Regions from separate parts of the Homo sapiens genome. Here region 2 is linked to region 1. A link is a loop called in an ENCODE intact Hi-C map of the cell type or tissue named here. Cell type or tissue: CD4-positive, alpha-beta T cell. All regions are shown on one strand. Links, peaks and the distances in the headings refer to the core of each region. The heading gives the core; the rest is flanking DNA.

Region 1 (8,328 bases), core at 287-8,286:
TCACTTTCCATTTGTTCTCCCCAGTCCTGAGGAAGGTGAAATGGATTTAGACACTTGAGAAATGTTTATTCCAGGCTTGGCTAGAGGGGTAAATAAAACAACCCCTCCTTACTAAACACTACTATGTGCCCGTTATTTATTTGTTTTTGTTTGAAGGAGGAATCCACAAATCCTTATGAAGGTGTGATTGTGGATTCAGTCATTGGACAAATATTTATTGTAGGCCTATGTGCGCCACACCTTAGGGTTCAGTAGTGAGCAAAACACAGATGTCTTCAAGGATCTTACCATCTCATAAAGACTCTAAATTCCCCCTGACTAATAAGGAAATCGAATCCCAGCTTCTTAGGAGGCTAAGACAGGAGAATGACTTGAGCCTAGGAGTTCCAGATGTTAGTGAGCTATGATGGCATCACTACACTCCAGCCTGGGTGACAGAGTGAGACTCTTTCTCTAAAAATAATAATATTAATAATAATAACAATAAGGAAGTTGGGGCTTAGAGAAATTAAATAATTTCCCCCAAAGTCACACAGCTAGTAAATTACAGGGCCAGAATTCAAACCCAGATATGTTTGACTCAAAAATCTTATCACTAACTGAGCATCTGCTATCTTAGGCACTGAGCTGGGGGTTTTCAAACATAAAAATTCTTGACATAGAAGAGGCACTTGATAGTCTTGTGGAATAGGCCAGGCACTGGTGGCTCATGCCTGTAATCCCAGCATTTTGGGAGGCCGAGGAGGGAGGATCCCTTGAGCCCAGGAGTTCAAGACCAGCTTGGGCAACATGGTGAGACTCCACCTCTTAAAAAAATAGTTTTGTGGAATAAATACAATGGATGGAAGGATAGATGAATGGATGGAGAGGCAGATGGATGGTGGAAGGATGGATGCACAGAGGATAGAAAAAGAGAGTTGGATAATGGATAATGCATGCATGGAGGAATTGGTGAATGCATGGATAGAGATGGATGGATAGAAGAATGGATCCATGAAAGAACAGAGAGACAAATGATGCATCATGGATAGATGAAAAGAGATGGGTGGAAGGATAAAGAGATGGATGTGTGAAAGGATGGATGTACAGATGGATGGACAGATGGAATAGTGGGTGGGTGTATGAGTGAATGGATGGAGAGAAAATGGATGGGTAGATGAAATAATTGATGGATAGATGGACAGACTGATGGAATAACAGGTGGTTGGATGAATGAATGAATGGAGATATGGATAGCAAGACAGATGGAAGGATGGGCGTAAAAACAGATGGATAGATGAAATAATAGATGGAGGGAAGGATGGATGGATGGATGAAGAGATATATGGAAGCGTGGAAGGATGGGAATTTGAACAGCAGATCTCTGTTACCCACAACAATTCTGTGAGGTAAGACATCATTCCCATTTTATAGATGAGAAAACAATAGCTCAGAGTGACAAAGGCACTGGCCAGAGTCATAGAGCAAGTTGGGGACAAAATCTAGATTCCAACATAGGTCTTTCAGACTCCCAAAATGGACACCCTCATGTCACAGTCCCCTCCCAGCCCTCACCCTGAGTACCTTAACATCTCACTTCTCAGATCCCTTTTGACAAAGTATAATGAGACTGAGGGATGGGGTGGTGTCAGGGATGGGAGGGCCATTGGCTTTCAGCAGGTGAATTCATGGAAGCATTGGATGAAGATGCTGTTAGCTACGAATGGGCCAGAGTGGAGATCAGGTCTGTTTGGGCACACACACATACACACTTACAGAAAACACACAGCACACAGGGCATCCTACCCACATGCACACAAGGCAGGCACACACACACACTTTCATAAATACACACTTGCAGTTATATGCACACACTTACAAAGACATACCTGTCCACACATATGCACACAAAGATACTTGCACACACGTTTGCACAGATACATATGCACACACAAAATCATAACTCATAGACATGCTCTTATATACTTATTTATACATTCTGCAGACACACCATATGCACACATTTACACACACCTGCATAGAACACATGTACACAGACTCACTTGCTTTCAATGGTGGTAGAGGGAAATTTGGCTTCTGATTTCAATGAGATACCATCTCTCTCCCTTCTCAGATGGCAACGGCAAGAAGCCTGTATCATACTTGTGTATAACAAACTCATATGCACACATGCAATCTTGTAACACAGGCAAACCCATAGTCAGGGACAGGCAATTGCAGATACACATGCTGATACGTCCACACCCAAGCACAGTCACTCAGGGACACACCCACACTCATTCTGGGATGCACCCTCACACACAGGAAGGCACATCGGACCCCATGCCGGCAGTGCACATAAACTTTCTCCACTCCCATTCCCCCATATACACACCGAAACACACACATATAGACACACCAGGACATACCCAAATAATAAACACTTAATGTGACAGACACACAGAAACACACCGTCTCACACATTGGCTGCCAAGTCTAAGAATCTAGCCTGAAAGCTCTCACCTGTGTCAAGCCCAATACCACCCCCACCAGGGGCTGGACAAAGCCTTCTCAGGTGTCCCCACCACCACCACACACCCTTGCCTTCGACCCTAGGGAGCAAATTCTTCTTTGCTCCCATCAAGGAGAAAGAAGCTGCGGGATGACCATTTGGGGCTAAGCAAGGGAGGGTTGGTGAAGTTGGGGCTAAAGAAAGGGAGCCCCAGGCATCGCAGCCTGGGTTTGGGGGATGATTTGGGAGGAGCCCCCCAAACAGATGGAACAGGGGTGGGGCTACCAGAGGTTGAGGAGTGGGGGGAAAGGCATATCTGGAGGAGGCCCAGGGAAGTTTGCAGTGAAGGAAACCCCTCCCCTCTCTCCTCAGGACACCACGGGGAGAACCCCACTGAGTTCTCTCCTTCTTCCCTGATCCAGGGAAGCTCTGTAGTGGGGAAGCTGGAGGATAAAGCCTCAAAGGGGGATGGGATGGGAAGGCGCCATCCTGGAGCTTCTGGAGGCAGTGTCAGCTCCGGCCCCAGTCTGCGCCCCGTCTACCTCCCAGGGAGGGTGAGTTATGGGGATAAATATTCAGCACATGGCGAGGCAAGAATGGCGGAAGGGGTGCAGGGGAGAGAAAAAGAGAGAAAAAAAGAGATACAAATTCTCAGCGCCACAGAGACAGAGACAAGGAAAGATAGAAATATTAATAGAAAGAGACCCAGAGACGCAAAGCAGGGGAAATGAATAGAGACTCAGACAGAACTACTCAGAGACGCCGAGACGCAACCAGGCAGAGACCTTGAAGGTGGAGACACTCGGAAACCCCTCGATCCTCCCCTCTTTCAGAGACAGGGTCCTTCTAAACCCCCGAGTCTCACCCTCCTCCCGCTGCACCCCACTCAGCCCGGACTCAGCTCAATTCTGCAGCCCTTGTCGCCTCCGCCCTGGGGCCGGAGCGAGCCTGGTACGCTATTCGCGCTCAGACATTGCTCACTAATAATCATAATAATCAATAATAACAGCAAGAACCATCCTAAATGGCGCGGAGGTGGCTAGGGGTCCCGGGGCTCCTTCTGCCTCCACGTCCGACCCTGGAACCCCGAGAGGGCGTCCCCTACCCAGGCGTGCCGGGCAGGGTCGTGGGAAGCACAGGGGTAGAGGGGGACAGGTGGGGGCCCCGGGGGCTGCGGCGGCGGCAGCGGCTGTGGCGCGGGTACCACGCCCCCCGGGAGCGCCCCCCGCGCGGCGGCCACTCACGATTTTCTCAGAGGCGCCCGCACGGGACACGGTGCCGTTGAGCCCCACGAGCGAGGGCAGCGTCTGCGACATCCAGTTGGTGACCATGGCCATGGTGCTCAGCACGGCCCCGATCTTGAGCAGCGGCACCGACATCGCGCCTCCGCCTCATGCCCCGCGGCCGCCCGCCGCGCGTCCCTTCTCTGGCCCGCCGCGGGGCGCTCGGTCCCTCGACACCCAGGCGCCCCGGGGGGGCGTGGGGGAGGGGGCACGAGCGCGAGCTGCGGGGCAGGGGGTCCGGGACGGGGTGAGGGGGGGCTCGGGGACGCGGGCTGCGGCTCGGCGCGCCTGGCGGGCTCCTCTTATAAAGCGCCGGCTCGGGCCCCCGCCCCCTCCCGCGCCTCCGCGCCGGGCACTTCCAGCCGCCGTGACGTCACGCCTCCGGCCCGGAGCCCGGCGGGGGGCGGGGGGCGCCCAGACTGCCCCCACCCCCCACCCCACGCCCTCGCCCGCCCCCCGCCGAGGACCTCTCCATGGGGTGGGGGACCTCCCCCTGGTGGCATTCCCCAAGCGCCCCACCACCACCGCGGTGGCATTCCCCAGCCCCGCCCCCCAACGGTATTCCCGGCCCCCCTCCCCCTAGGCGGTGTTCCCGGACCGCCTCCCGCACGCAGACCCTCTTCGAGCCTGAGCCGCGGGACCCCGCGCGTAAAGGCGCCCTCGGCCCACCCCGGCCACCCAAAGACGGCAGGGGGCCGGAGTCGCAAATCCCCACCCACCCACTGTTGGGACACCCACCCTGGCTACCTAAAACCTCGGACAGCGGGCATTGGGGGGCGTGGGGGGGCGACACGCTCGTGCGCTCCCATGAATCGGGTCACCAAGGGTCTCCTTTAGCTGGGGGAAGGGGCTTCCTTCCCGGGCACTGAGACCACTCTAAGGATCCTTCGGTCATTTCGTGCCCCCAGGGTGGCGTGATCCAGGGCCAGCAGACGAAATTGTTTGGGTGCAGGTGCGGTCCTGGGGTCACTTCGGCCACGGGAGGAGTTCCCACGACTACCAAGGGCAGTTTCCTACCCAGGGACCACGGAGACCTGGCACGCGGCTTTTAGGAGGCGAGTCCCGGGCAGGTGTCTACTTGCAACTTTAACTTTGGGTGGGGGCGGGGCACTCACGCTTCGGACCTTCCTCGCGGCCCCGGGGACCCCGCTCCCGGCCCGCTCCCTCGGGGGAGCGGGAAGCGCAGTGCCCTCGCCGCCCACCCGTCCGCCCACGCATCAGCCGGCGGCGGCAGCCGCTGGGCCGCGGAGAGGAGCGCCGGGCTAGTTTTAATTTCCTCTGTTTTGCCTGCACTCACGCCCCCTCCTGGCGTCCCCGCATCACCTCGCTCCGCCGCCGCCGTCGCCCTCAGCCCGCGGCCGCCGCCGTCTGGAGGCGGCGATGACTCAGGCCTTTCCAGGCGGCGGCCTGGGGCTGAGGGCTCTGGCTGGGGAGGAGCGCCAAGCATGAGCGGGGAGGGGGGCTAGGGGTCTCGAACCGTCTTTTTTTCTGAGCTGGACAACACCAAGATGCAAGTGTGACCTGTAGGGATGACTGTTCCTCTCTGCCTCAGTTTCCCCATCTGCAAAGTGGGTGGTGGAGACCTAACACGTGTAAAGGGCTTGGTCATCCTGAGAATCAGGTAATTTACTGAGCATCTACTATGTCCCAGGCACTGTGAACAACAGACAAAAATGCCTGCCTGTGTGAAATTGAATATTCTTTTTCTTTTCTCTCTCTTTTTTTTTTTTTTTTGGTAGAGATGGGCATCTCGCTATGTTGCCCAGGCTGGTCTCGAACCCCTGGCCTCAATCGATCCTCCCACCTTGGCCTCCCAAAGTGTTGGCATTCCAAGAATGAGCCTCCGGGTTGGATGTGAAGATGAATATTCTATGGGGTGAGACAGTCAAGAAATACGGGAAAAAAGTAAAGTACATAAGATATTAGGAGGAAGGGGAAGTAAACTTTAAACAGAGTGATTGGAGAAAGGGACTTTTTTATTTATTTATTTATTTATTTATTTATTTATTTATTTGAGACGGAGTCTTGCTCTGTCGCCCAGGCTGGAGTGCAGTGGCGTGATCTCGGCTCACTGCAAGCTCTGCCTCCCGGGTTCAGGCCATTCTCCTGCCTTAGCCTCCCGAGTAGCTGGGACTACAGGCACCCACCACCACGCCCGGCTAATTTTTTGTATTTTTTAGTAGAGACGGGGTTTCACCGTGTTAGCCAGGATGGTCTCAATCTCCTGACTTCGTGATCTGCCCACCTCGGCCTCCCAAAGTGCTGGAATTAGAGGCGTGAACCACCGCGCCTGGCGAGAAAGGGACGTTTAAGCAGAGACCTGAAGTGAGGAAGGGAACCATCTGGATATCTAGGGGAAGAGAGTTCCACGCAACAGGAACAGCAAGTGCAAAGGCCCTGGGGCAGGAGTGTTTGAGGACCAGGAAGGAGGCCAGTGTAGTTGGAGTGAGCCAGGGGGAGAATAAGGAATGATGATGTTTGTAAAATACTTTACAAGTGTCTGGGACATGGTAAGTTTTTCAAATAGTAGCTACCATTGTTGTTATTATTTGAGGCCGGGCACAGTGGCTCATGCCTATAATCCCAGCACTTTGGGAGGCCGAGGAGGGTGGATCACTTGAGGCCAGGAGTTCGAGACCAGCCTGGCCAACATGGTAAAACCCTGTCTCTACTAAAAATACAAAAGTTAGCCGGGTATGGTGGTGCACGCCTGTAATCCCAGCTACTTGGGAGGTTGAGGTGGGAGAATTGCTTGAACCCAGGAGGCAGAGGTTGCAGTGAGCCAAGATCGAGCCACTGCACTCCAGCCTGGGCGACAGACGAGTGAGACCCTGTCTAAAAGAAAAAAAAGATGAGTTCTTGCCAGCTTGTTCTAAAGCTTTCACTGATGAGTGCTGAACACTTTGCAGATGCAATGTTAACAACTGCTGCAACATCCATAAACAGTACAGTGACACCCCTATTTCCAGGTGAGGAAACTGAGCTCAGAGAGGAGAGGGACCCAGATCAGGGGAACCCAGCAGGGAAGTGGGGGCCCAGGTTTTGAAACCAGGACTGTCTGATTTCAGACCCTAAGACCAACTGGGCTCCAGGCCTCCTGGCTTAGACAATTTGGGACCCAAACAAACTTTCTCACTCTCTGGCCATGGGTGCTGTGGGAAACTGCCTTAGTTCAGCGCATCCAGGCTTCTCCAAGGAGTGGTCTGTGCTCGAGTTTGCACTTGCTTGCATTTAACTCCTTGCCTCCCACCTCCCCAACGTTTCCAAAACTCTTCTCACCAAAGGTGCCAATTTGCCAGGTCCACACCCTCATGCCAGTCCTCATTAGATCATTCTCACAGTCAGTCAGTCCCCACTCACCATCACCTTCTTGAAACTCCTTTTTCCCTTGACTTCAGAGACACGGTATCACTTCCTAGTTCTGCACCCACCTCTCTGGCTGTGCCGTCGCTGTCTCCTGCTACTCCCTAAAACTCTGTATCTTTCAGGGCTTTGTCCTGGGTTCCCTGCCGCTCTCATTCTGCCTGGACCATCACACCCACTCTCAAGGTTTTGGCTCCATCTGGGACACTGCAACCTCAGGACCTTTGAACTTCCTGTTCCTTCTACACAAAATACATCAAGGATGCCCCCCATGGCTTGTTCCTTTACTTAATTAATGTATTTTTTAGAGACAGAGTCTTGCTCTGTCACCCAGGCTGGAGTGCAGTGGTTCAATCATAGCTCATTGCAGCCTCTAACTCCTAGGCTCAAGCTATTCTCCTGCCTCAGCCTCCCAAGTAGCTGGGACTACAGATGCGAGCCACCATTCCCGGTCCTTTATTTAATTTATATCTCTGCTCTGTCATTGTGTGGGTCAGAGCCATGCCCTGCCCTTCCCCCAGAAAACTACATTTCCCAGATTCCATTGCATACTGGCTTCCTGGTCGGTTTATCCAATGGGAGCCACTGGAGGGAGATCGGAGATTGGAGAGGAAGGCAGAAGCCAGGGTGTTTCTCTCCTGTGTCTGCTTGGGGTGGAGGGTGTTTTCTGACAGTGGCTACACCTCCTCCATAGTGCCAGTTCCTCCCCAAGGGTCCCTTCCTTATCACATCCTCTCTTTGCCATGTCCCTCCAGTAGCTTTCTGCTGTAGCTTATGCCAGATTTCCTCATCATCCCATGTGGCTTCTCAACTCTTTCTTCTCCCACTTAACCAATTCCCTGTATTAAATTTCCCCTCTCTGAAACACGTAGTTTGTTTCCCTAACAAGACCCTCAGTGATATGGTGATCTTATCCAAAGGACCTTCCCTGGCCACCTCATCTACAATCTGAACACCCCACCACTCTGTGCCACTTACCCTACTTTAGTTGTTTTTTGTTTTGTTTTGTTTTGAGATGGAGTCTCGCTCTGTTGCCCAGGTTGGAGTGCAGTGGTGAAATCTCTGCTCACTGCAACCTCCATCTCCTGGGTTCGAGTAATTCTCGTGCCTCAGCCTCCCAAGTAGCTGGGTTTACAGGTGCATGCCACCATGCCTGGGTAATTTTTGTATTTTTAGTAGAGATGGGGTTTC
Region 2 (8,328 bases), core at 218-8,217, 51 kb before region 1:
CAGTCCAAAAATATTAAGTGGGAAATTCCAGAAATCAACAATTTGTAAGTTTTATTTATTTATTTATTTATTTATTTGAGATGGAGTCTTGCTCTGTCTTGCCCAGGCTGGAGTGCAGTGGTGCCATCTCAGCTCACTGCAACCTCCACCTCCCGGGTTCAAGCAGTTCTCCTGCCTCAGCCTCCCGAGTAGGTGGGACTACAGGCACACACCACCACGCCCGGCTAATTTTTGTATTTTTGGTAGAGGCTGATCTCAAACTCCTGACCTCAAGTGATACACATGCCTCAGCCTCCCAAAGTGCTGGGATTACAGGCGTGAGCTACCACGCCCGGCCCAGGGGACTATTTTCTCTTGACCATGATCAGAGGTAGAAGGAAACTTTTATAGGAGCCTCTTGAGGTGGAGGGTTAGACCCTCCCCAAGGGGCACAGAACTCCTTCTTAGTAGGTGAGTCTGGTGAACTGCAAAGCTGGGTGGGACATGCCTGGTGGACCAGAGCTCACACACAGGAGACTCAGATGCTGCCCCTCCAGTCTTCCTTCCTTCCCCCCACCCCAATCCCAGTAAGTGCTTGGCTTCTCTCCCAAAAAAGCATTGAACAGGCAGGGCGCAGTGGCTCACGCCTGTAATCCCCGCACTTTGGGAGGCCAAGACAGGCAAATCACCTGCAGTCAGGAGTTCAAGACCAGCATGACTAATATGGTGAAACCCCATCTCTGCTAAAAATAAAAAAATTAGCTGGGCGTGGTGGCACACGCCTGTAATCCCAGCTACTCGGGAGGCTGAGGCAGGAGAATTGCTTGAACCTGGGAGGTGGAGGTTGCGGTGAGCTGAGATCGCGCCACTGCACCTGCACTCCAGCCTGGGCGACAGAGTGAGACTGTCTCAAGGAGAAAAAAAAAAAAAATACATTGAACAGATATTGGATAAAGTATCCATCTGGGCATGGTGGCTCACACCTGTAATCCCAACACTTTGGGAGGCTGAGGCAGGAGGATCACTTGAGCCCAGGAGATTGAGACCAGCCTGGGCAACATAGGGAGACCCCGTCTCCACAAAAAATATAAAAATTAGGGCATGGTGGTGCATGTCTGTAGTCCCAGCTACTCAGAGGCTGAGGAGTGGGGATTGCTTGAACCTAGGAGTTTGAGGCTGCAGTGAGCTGATCATGTCACTGCATTCCAGCCTGGGTAACAGAGTGAGACCCTGTGTTAAAAGGAAAAAAAAAAAAAAAGGACCTGCCTGGAGAGGAGCTGGATTATCAGCCAGCTCTGAATAATTTGCATAGCTGGATATGGCCACTGGCTGACCTGGATGGGGCTGGAGGGCGGGGTGAGAACTGGGAGATTTTCCCAGCTGCCCCCAGGGTACCTGGAAGGTTCTCACCTTCTCCATCAGTTGCCGCAGCTCCCGACTCCTGCCATCTCGAGAGCAGGTACTCTGCGCTGGGATCACGGCCGTGCAGATGCATTTCCCGTCAGGGGCCTGGGCTGAGGTGTACAGCTGCCAGCCCTCTTCTGGGTTCTGGAAGAGAGTCTGCAAAGAGGTGGGGGTCAGAGACCGGAATCCCAGTGAGGGTCTCGCCTCGCCCTCACTGGGACAGGAAGGGGGCCCAAGGAAACCACAGATGCCCTTTGCTGGGCTCCGGGCATATGCCAGTGCCTGTTGTGTGTGATCTCAGGCCCTCCTTAAGGAGCCTCATTTCACGGATGGCAAGACTGAGGTGCGGAGGGCTTAAGGAACACGGCAAGGAATTGGAGGACTCAAATCTTCTCCAAGACCAGAATTCATTCTCTCACACAGATTTGCACGCACACAACACTGTCTCTGTGACTGCCATTAGAACAGAGATCCACTCAAATAACCCCCAAACCTGGACCTCCTCTCTGCTTCCCCAGCCCACAGTGACATATCGGCTCTGGAGCTATCTCAGGGCCACTTAATGTTTTTTTTTTTTTTTGGTTTGTTTTTTGTTGTTGTTTGTTTTTGAGACACAGTCTTGCCCTGTCACCCAGGCTGGAGAGCAGTGGCGCGATCTGGGCTCACTGCAACCTCCGCCTGTCTCCAACACCTGGCCTCCACTCCAGCCTGGGTAACAGAGTGAGACCCTGTCTCACAAAAAAAAAAGGATCTCACCTCAGGTGATCCACCCGTCTCAGCCTCCCAAAGTGCTGGCATTACAGGCGTGAGCCACCGTGCCCGGCCATCAGGGCCACCAAATGTTAAGTGCAACCCTGCTGTGCCCCCACCTCACCTGGAGCCACCCAGGCAAAGTGATGGCAGACAAAATGCTCAGATAATCCAGTGACCAATTATGGCTTTGTTTCCCAAGCCATACTCCTTCCAACACTGGTAATCTTACCAGGTGTGCTGGGAAAAGGATGCTCTGTGGTCAAATAAATGTGTGTCACTGGGTGAAACAAGTTTTGTTACTGCAGGACTTATCAGAGGCTTAGAAATGCAAATAAGTACCAGGGAACTCTAGACACAAATCATAAACTTCCAAACTGATTAGAAGACACCCCTGAGGCAGGTGGATCACCTGAGGTCAGGAGTTTTGAGAACAGCCTGGCCAACATGGCAAAGCCCCATCTCTACTAAAAATACAAAAATTAGCCAAGTATGGTGGCGGGCACCTGTAATCTCAGCTACATGGGAGGCTGAGGCAGGAGAATGGCTTGAACTTGGGAGGCGGAGGTTGCAGTGAGCTGAGACTGCGCCACTGCGCTCCAGCCTGGGCGACAGAGCAAGACTCCGTCTCAAAGAAAAAAAAAAAAAAAAAAAAAGAAGATATCCATGAGAGTCTCTTCTGTCCCAGGCATAGGGTCTGGGATAGGATCAAGGAAGAGAAGGAATGAAGAAAACATCTGGTGGTTGTCCATGGAGCTACTAGGAGAGACGGACATCAACCACTTAATGCCAGTGATACTTCTAGAACCACATGCTGCAGTGAGTGCTTTGAAGAAGTAGTGCAGGGAGTAACAGGGGGTCTTCCCTCAGGCTGAGGGTCTCTGAGGAGGTATCCAAGAGAATGGGCTCTTGAGATGAACTTGAGGGACGAGTGAGACAGAAGAAAAGGAGAAGGCAGGGGACATTTCTATCATTACAAATCCTGATCAATGTCTGGAGGGACCCAGGAATGGTGGCTCACGCCTGTAATCCCAGAATTTCAAGAGGCTGAAGGGGGCGGATCACTGAAGGTCAGGAGTTTAAGGCCACCCTGGGCAACATAACAAGACCTCATCTATACTAAAAATTAAAAAAAAAAAAAAATTAGCTGGATGTAGTGGCATGCACCTGTGGTCCCAGCTACTCACAAGGCTGAGGCAGGAGGATTGCTTGGGTACAGGAAGTTGAGGCTGCAATGAGCTATGGCTGTGCCACTGCACTCCAGCCTGGGTGACAGAGTGAGACCCCATCTCTTAAAAAAAACAGGCCAGACGCGGTGGCTCACACCTGTAATCCTAGCACTTTGGGAAGTGGAGGCAGGTGGATCACCTGAGGTCAGGAGTTCCAGACCAGCTTAGCCAACATGGTAAAACCCCGTCTCTACTAAAAATACAAAAATTAGCCGGGCATGGTGATGTGCGCCTATAATCCCAGCTACTTGGGAGCCTGAGGCAGGAGAATCGCTTGAACCTGGCGGGGTGGGGGCAGCGAGCCGAGGTTGCAGTGAGCCGAGATCACACCACTTTACTCCAGCCTGGGCAAAAGAGTGAAACTCTGTCTCAAAAAAAAAAAAAAGGATGTGGGGGGACGTGAGGGTTGTGGGGTGACTGGCTTGGGCTTGCACACGTAGGCGTCGTTTGTTCAAAACCTGAAGTCTTTGTTCAAGACCTGAAGGAAGTGAGGGAGGAGCCATTTGGATGTCTGGGGAAGGGGTTCCAGGCAGAGAGAACAGCAAGTAGAAAGGCTGAGGCAGGACCATGCCTGGTGTGTTTGTGAAACAAGGAGGAGGCCCATGTGGCTGGAGCAGATTGAGTAAGGGGTAAGTGGAGGCAGATGAGAGAAGGGAGGTGATGGGGCAAGGCCTTGTGGGAAGCAGTGAGGGCTCTGGGTTCTGCCCTGAGGAAGGTGGGAGCCATGGAGGGTTCTGTGCAGAGGCGAGACGTGACCTTACTTGGGTGTTCACAGTGACCTCTGGCTGCTCTAGGGAACGAGGGAGGGAGGCCAGGGCAGGGGTGACTGCACAGATCCAGACAGGTGATGATGGGTGGTGGCCATAGAGGCGGTAAATGGAAGATTCTGGTCCTATTCCAGGATGCATTCTGACAGGCATGGAAGAAATTCTGATTAAAAAAACCCCAGTGTTTTACAGAGAAACAAAGCACCACAATCATTGATCATTTGCACAGCCATTACTAGATCTCCCAGCAGAATCGGTGCCGTGAGCTGCAGCACAGATAAACCAAGCTGTGAATTATGAGCGATCCCGGGGACTCCAACTATTAGCCCACCTTTTTCTCTCCCACTCAATCGAGTCTTTTTTTTTTTAAGGCTTATTGGAATATGAGCAAATGATATAATTGTACAAATTATACAGATGAGCTTGACTCCCCCACTAATCTATAAGGAAAACAAACCATTCATAAACGCCAGCTGAAACTATTACAGTCAGTCATTCTTCGAGCCTTTGTACACCCTTCCTAAATGGGGGGAACCCCCTCTTTGTAAGTTGCACATCCTCAGCCCTGGCAGCGGAGCACAGTAACTCACTTTCTCCGCCTTCCTTGTACTCAGGTAGGAGCTGGGTGGAGCTAACATTCACTGCAGGTGTGCCCAGGATTGGCCACAGCCAAGAGCTTTCTCTGGTGGTCATATCCCACCCTGCCCTTGCATGGGGCCAGCAGAAAATACACCCAGCAATCCTCAGAGATGACCTACAGGCATTCGTGATTAATACCACCCCTCTTGCCTCTCCAGTGGGAAAGAACTCGAAGGTGTATGTTCATGAAATCTTCCAGGGCAACCCATTAGATTTACACCTCAGTTGTCCACAGCAGCAACCTGCTCATTACTTCTCTTTTATTTATTCGTTTATTTTATTATTTTTCATTTTTGAGACAGACTCTCGCTGTGTCTCCCAGGCTGGAGGGCAGTGGTGCGATCTTGGCTCACTGCAACCTCCACCTCCTGGGTTCAAGCGATTTTCATGCCTCAGCCTCCCGAGTAGCTAGGATTACAATCACCCACCTCCATGCCTGGCTAATTTTTGTATTTTTAGTAGAGATAGGGTTTCACTATGTTGGTCAGGCTGGTCTCGAACTCCTGGCCTCAAGTGATCCGTCCACCTTGGCCTCCCGAAGTGCTGGGATTGCAGGCGAGAGCCATTGCGCCTGGCACATTTATTTATTTTTTTAAGATGGGGTCTTGCTGTCGCTCAGGTCTGGGTCTTGCTGTCACCCACCACTGGAGTGCAGTGGTGCAATCCTAGCTTACTGCAGCCTCGAACTCCTGGGTTTAAGCCATCCCCTCCCACATCTGCCTCCTGAGTAGCTGGGCCTACAGGCAGGTACCAACACACCCAGCTTTTTTTTTTTTTTTTTTTTCCTTTTGTAGAGATAGTCTTGCTTTGCTGCCCAGGCTGGTCTTGAACTCCTGGGCTCAAGCGATCCACCTGCCTCGGCCTCTCAAAGTGCTGGTATTACAGGTGTGAGCCACTGCGCCTGGCGTACTCATTAAGTCTCCCGGCACGGGTTTCCTTCACCTCCTCTCTCACTTCACTGCTCCCCCACTGGTTCTTCCTGGGGTATCTTAGGTGGATACCTGCACTTAAATCCTCCCTGAAAGAGCCTGACCTAAGACAACAAGGATGGCCCAGTACAAGAGGAATACCCCAAGAAAGCCTGCCCCTTTGGTTCTGGGAGGATCCAGAACTACTCTCCCACCTCCCTTCTTCTTCTTCTCCTCTTTTTTTTTTTTTGGAGATGGAGTCTCACTTGGTCACCCAGGCTGGTGTGCAGTGGTACTATCAGGGCTTTTGGCAGCCTCAACCTCCTGGGCTTAAATAGTGATTCCTCCCACTTCAGCCTCCCGAGTAGCTGAGACTAAAGGCCTTTAGTCTCACCATCGCACCTACTAATTTTTAAATTTTTTTGTAGAGATGGGAGTCTTGCTATATTGTCCAGTATGGTCTCAAACTCCTGGGCTCAAGCGATCCTCCTGCCTCAGCCTCCCAAAGCACTGGGATTACAAGGCATGAGTCACTGTTACCTCTCTGTTTTTTCTTTTTTTTTTTTTTTTTTTTTTTTGAGAGGGAGTCTTGCTCTGTCGCCCAGGCTGGAGTGCAATGGCGGGATCTCGGCTCACTGCAGCCTCTGCCTCCCAGGTTCAAGCAATTCTCCTGCCTCAGCCTCCCAAGTAGCTGGGATTACAGGCATGCACCACCACGCCTGGCTAATTTTTGTATTTTTAGTAGAGACAGGGTTTCGCCATGTTGGCCAGGCTGGTCTTGAACTCCTGACCTCAAATGATCCACCCGCCTTGGCCTCCCAAAATGCTGGGATTACAGGCATGAGCCACCGTGCCCGGCCCTCCCTTCTTGATAAATCTCATTCTTAAAAAAAAAAAAAAAAAACAAAGAAAAACATCAAACAGGAGCCCAAGCATCCCTGCCCCTCCTCCCCTGGCTCTAGTCCCCAAGCAATTTGGATAGAAACCCCCAAGGAATATCTTTTGTGCAGAGACAAAGCCGCCGGTTCAACGTAATTAACATCTTCCTACATTGCCTAGCGTGTCCGTTGAAGCAAATAAGCCATTTTCTCTCGACAGAGGAAATATTGAATTGTAAAAGAGAAGCAAGATTTAAGTGGTGCAGAGAGAAGGCCTCCATGGTTTTCCTAAAATAATTGTCTGCGTTGGACGCATCTCACCGGAGTGTTCTCTGCAGCAGTGTAATTAAATGCCTGGGTTTTGGCTGCCAGATCGCAGCAGGCAGAGGTCCTGAGTTTTGCCCATTGGGTTTAAGTTCAGATATGCAGTTAATGCATGTCCCTAGGAACCGCTGGAATGTTCTGGAATGTACCATGTGCTAGCTCTCCCAGACTGGGTCTAGCTTGGAAACAAAGTCAAGAGTTCTTGGCAGTCAGAAGACTAGAGAGGAACAGAGAGTGTCCTACTCTAGGGGAAATGCTTACAACAGCAGGTGCAAGAACACAGGCGTTCTCCAGCATAGAAGTCTGTGGTCTAGCAGCCTGTCTCACCTCGGATGTGGCAGATGTACTAAAGAAGCCAACCCACTTTTTTTTTTTTTTTTTTTTGAGACAGGGTCTTGCTCTGTTGCCTAGGCTGGAGTGCAGTGGCATGATCTAGGCTCACTGCAGCCTCAACTTCCCTGACTCAAGCAATCCTCCCACCTCAGCCTCCCGAGCAGCTGGGACTACAGGCATGCACCATCACGACTGGCTATTTTTTTTGGTAGAGACGGGGATCTCACTACATTTCCTAGGCCGATCTTGAACTCCTGGGCTAAAGTGATCCACCCGCCTTGGCCTCCCAAAGTGCTGGAATTATAGGCGTGAGCTATCACGACGGCCCTGCCAACCCACTCTCTCTTTGCTGAGCTCTTGGTTCAGGGTTTAATATTCCTGCTAATGGGCTTTAAGGGAGTGAAGCTATGCACTCAAGTATCTGTTCCTCAAATGTCTTTTCTGGCTGAAATCTTACAAACACTTTTGCTGAGGCTGCCCTAATTAAACACCAGCCTCTAAAACAGGTCCAGGATTAACTGAGTAGGACACAGGCAGGGAAAGCTGTTCTTGCTGTCGGGCCAGGGATCATCATCTCCTACTACTCCACCACCTATATCTTGGTTCAAAAACAATTCCTGGTGGCCAGGCATGGTGGCTCACGCCTGTAATCCCAGCACTTTGGGAGGTGAAGGTGGGCGGATCACCTGAGGTCAGGAGTTCCAGACCAGTCTGGCCAACATGGTGAAACCCCATCTCTACTAAAAATACAAAAATTAGCCAGACGTGGTGGCAGGCACCTGTAAGCCCAGCTACTCAGGAGGCTGAGGCAGAAGAATTGCTTGAACCCAGGAGGCAGAGGTTGCAGTGAGCCGAGATCGTGCCATTGCACTCCAGCCTGGGCAATAGAGCGAGACCCCGTCTCAAAAAAACAACAATAACAACAACAAAAAAAAACAATTCCTGGTGTTTCCCTGGGGACGGAGGCATTGCTACAGGGTCCTGGGGACAGGAGAAGCATTGGCTATCAGGAAGTAGCCAACAGGAAGAGAGCAAGCGCCTGCCTCTTAATAAAATGAAGCTATTATTGTGTTTGAGGCTGGATAATTTAATCAGGAAGCCAAGGCACCTTGGGGCT

What was found. Hi-C counts contacts between places; a loop is a spot of excess contacts. Peaks named below come from ENCODE experiments on the same cell type or tissue, not always from the same donor. Only the 100,000 strongest peaks of a DNase experiment are listed, where the experiment ranks them.
Region 2: a loop joins it to region 1, with 7 times the contacts of the local background. A loop is called at or near these places in 6 of 110 quality-filtered maps.

What each region holds. Positions count from the first base shown.
Region 1 is chr19:9,909,748-9,918,075 of GRCh38, forward strand. The region is part of intron 1 of OLFM2 (olfactomedin 2); the gene reads right to left. Among named protein-coding and RNA genes, the nearest start is that of OLFM2, 23 kb to the right of the region's middle. RefSeq lists silencers at 4,799-4,898, 4,919-5,008. In CD4-positive, alpha-beta T cell, for the core only: a CTCF peak has its summit at 5,093 (motif pointing left); DNase peaks (open chromatin) are centred at 4,164 and 5,104; H3K4me3 peaks cover 599 bases; H3K27me3 peaks cover 1,374 bases.
Region 2 is chr19:9,859,256-9,867,583 of GRCh38, forward strand. It overlaps OLFM2 (olfactomedin 2), which reads right to left. Exons shown (of 6, transcript NM_058164.4): 2 at 1,390-1,539. Among named protein-coding and RNA genes, the nearest start is that of PIN1, 28 kb to the left of the region's middle. In CD4-positive, alpha-beta T cell, for the core only: no CTCF peak of the experiment used is centred there; DNase peaks (open chromatin) are centred at 3,816, 4,696 and 7,186; H3K4me3 peaks cover 878 bases; H3K27ac peaks cover 2,480 bases.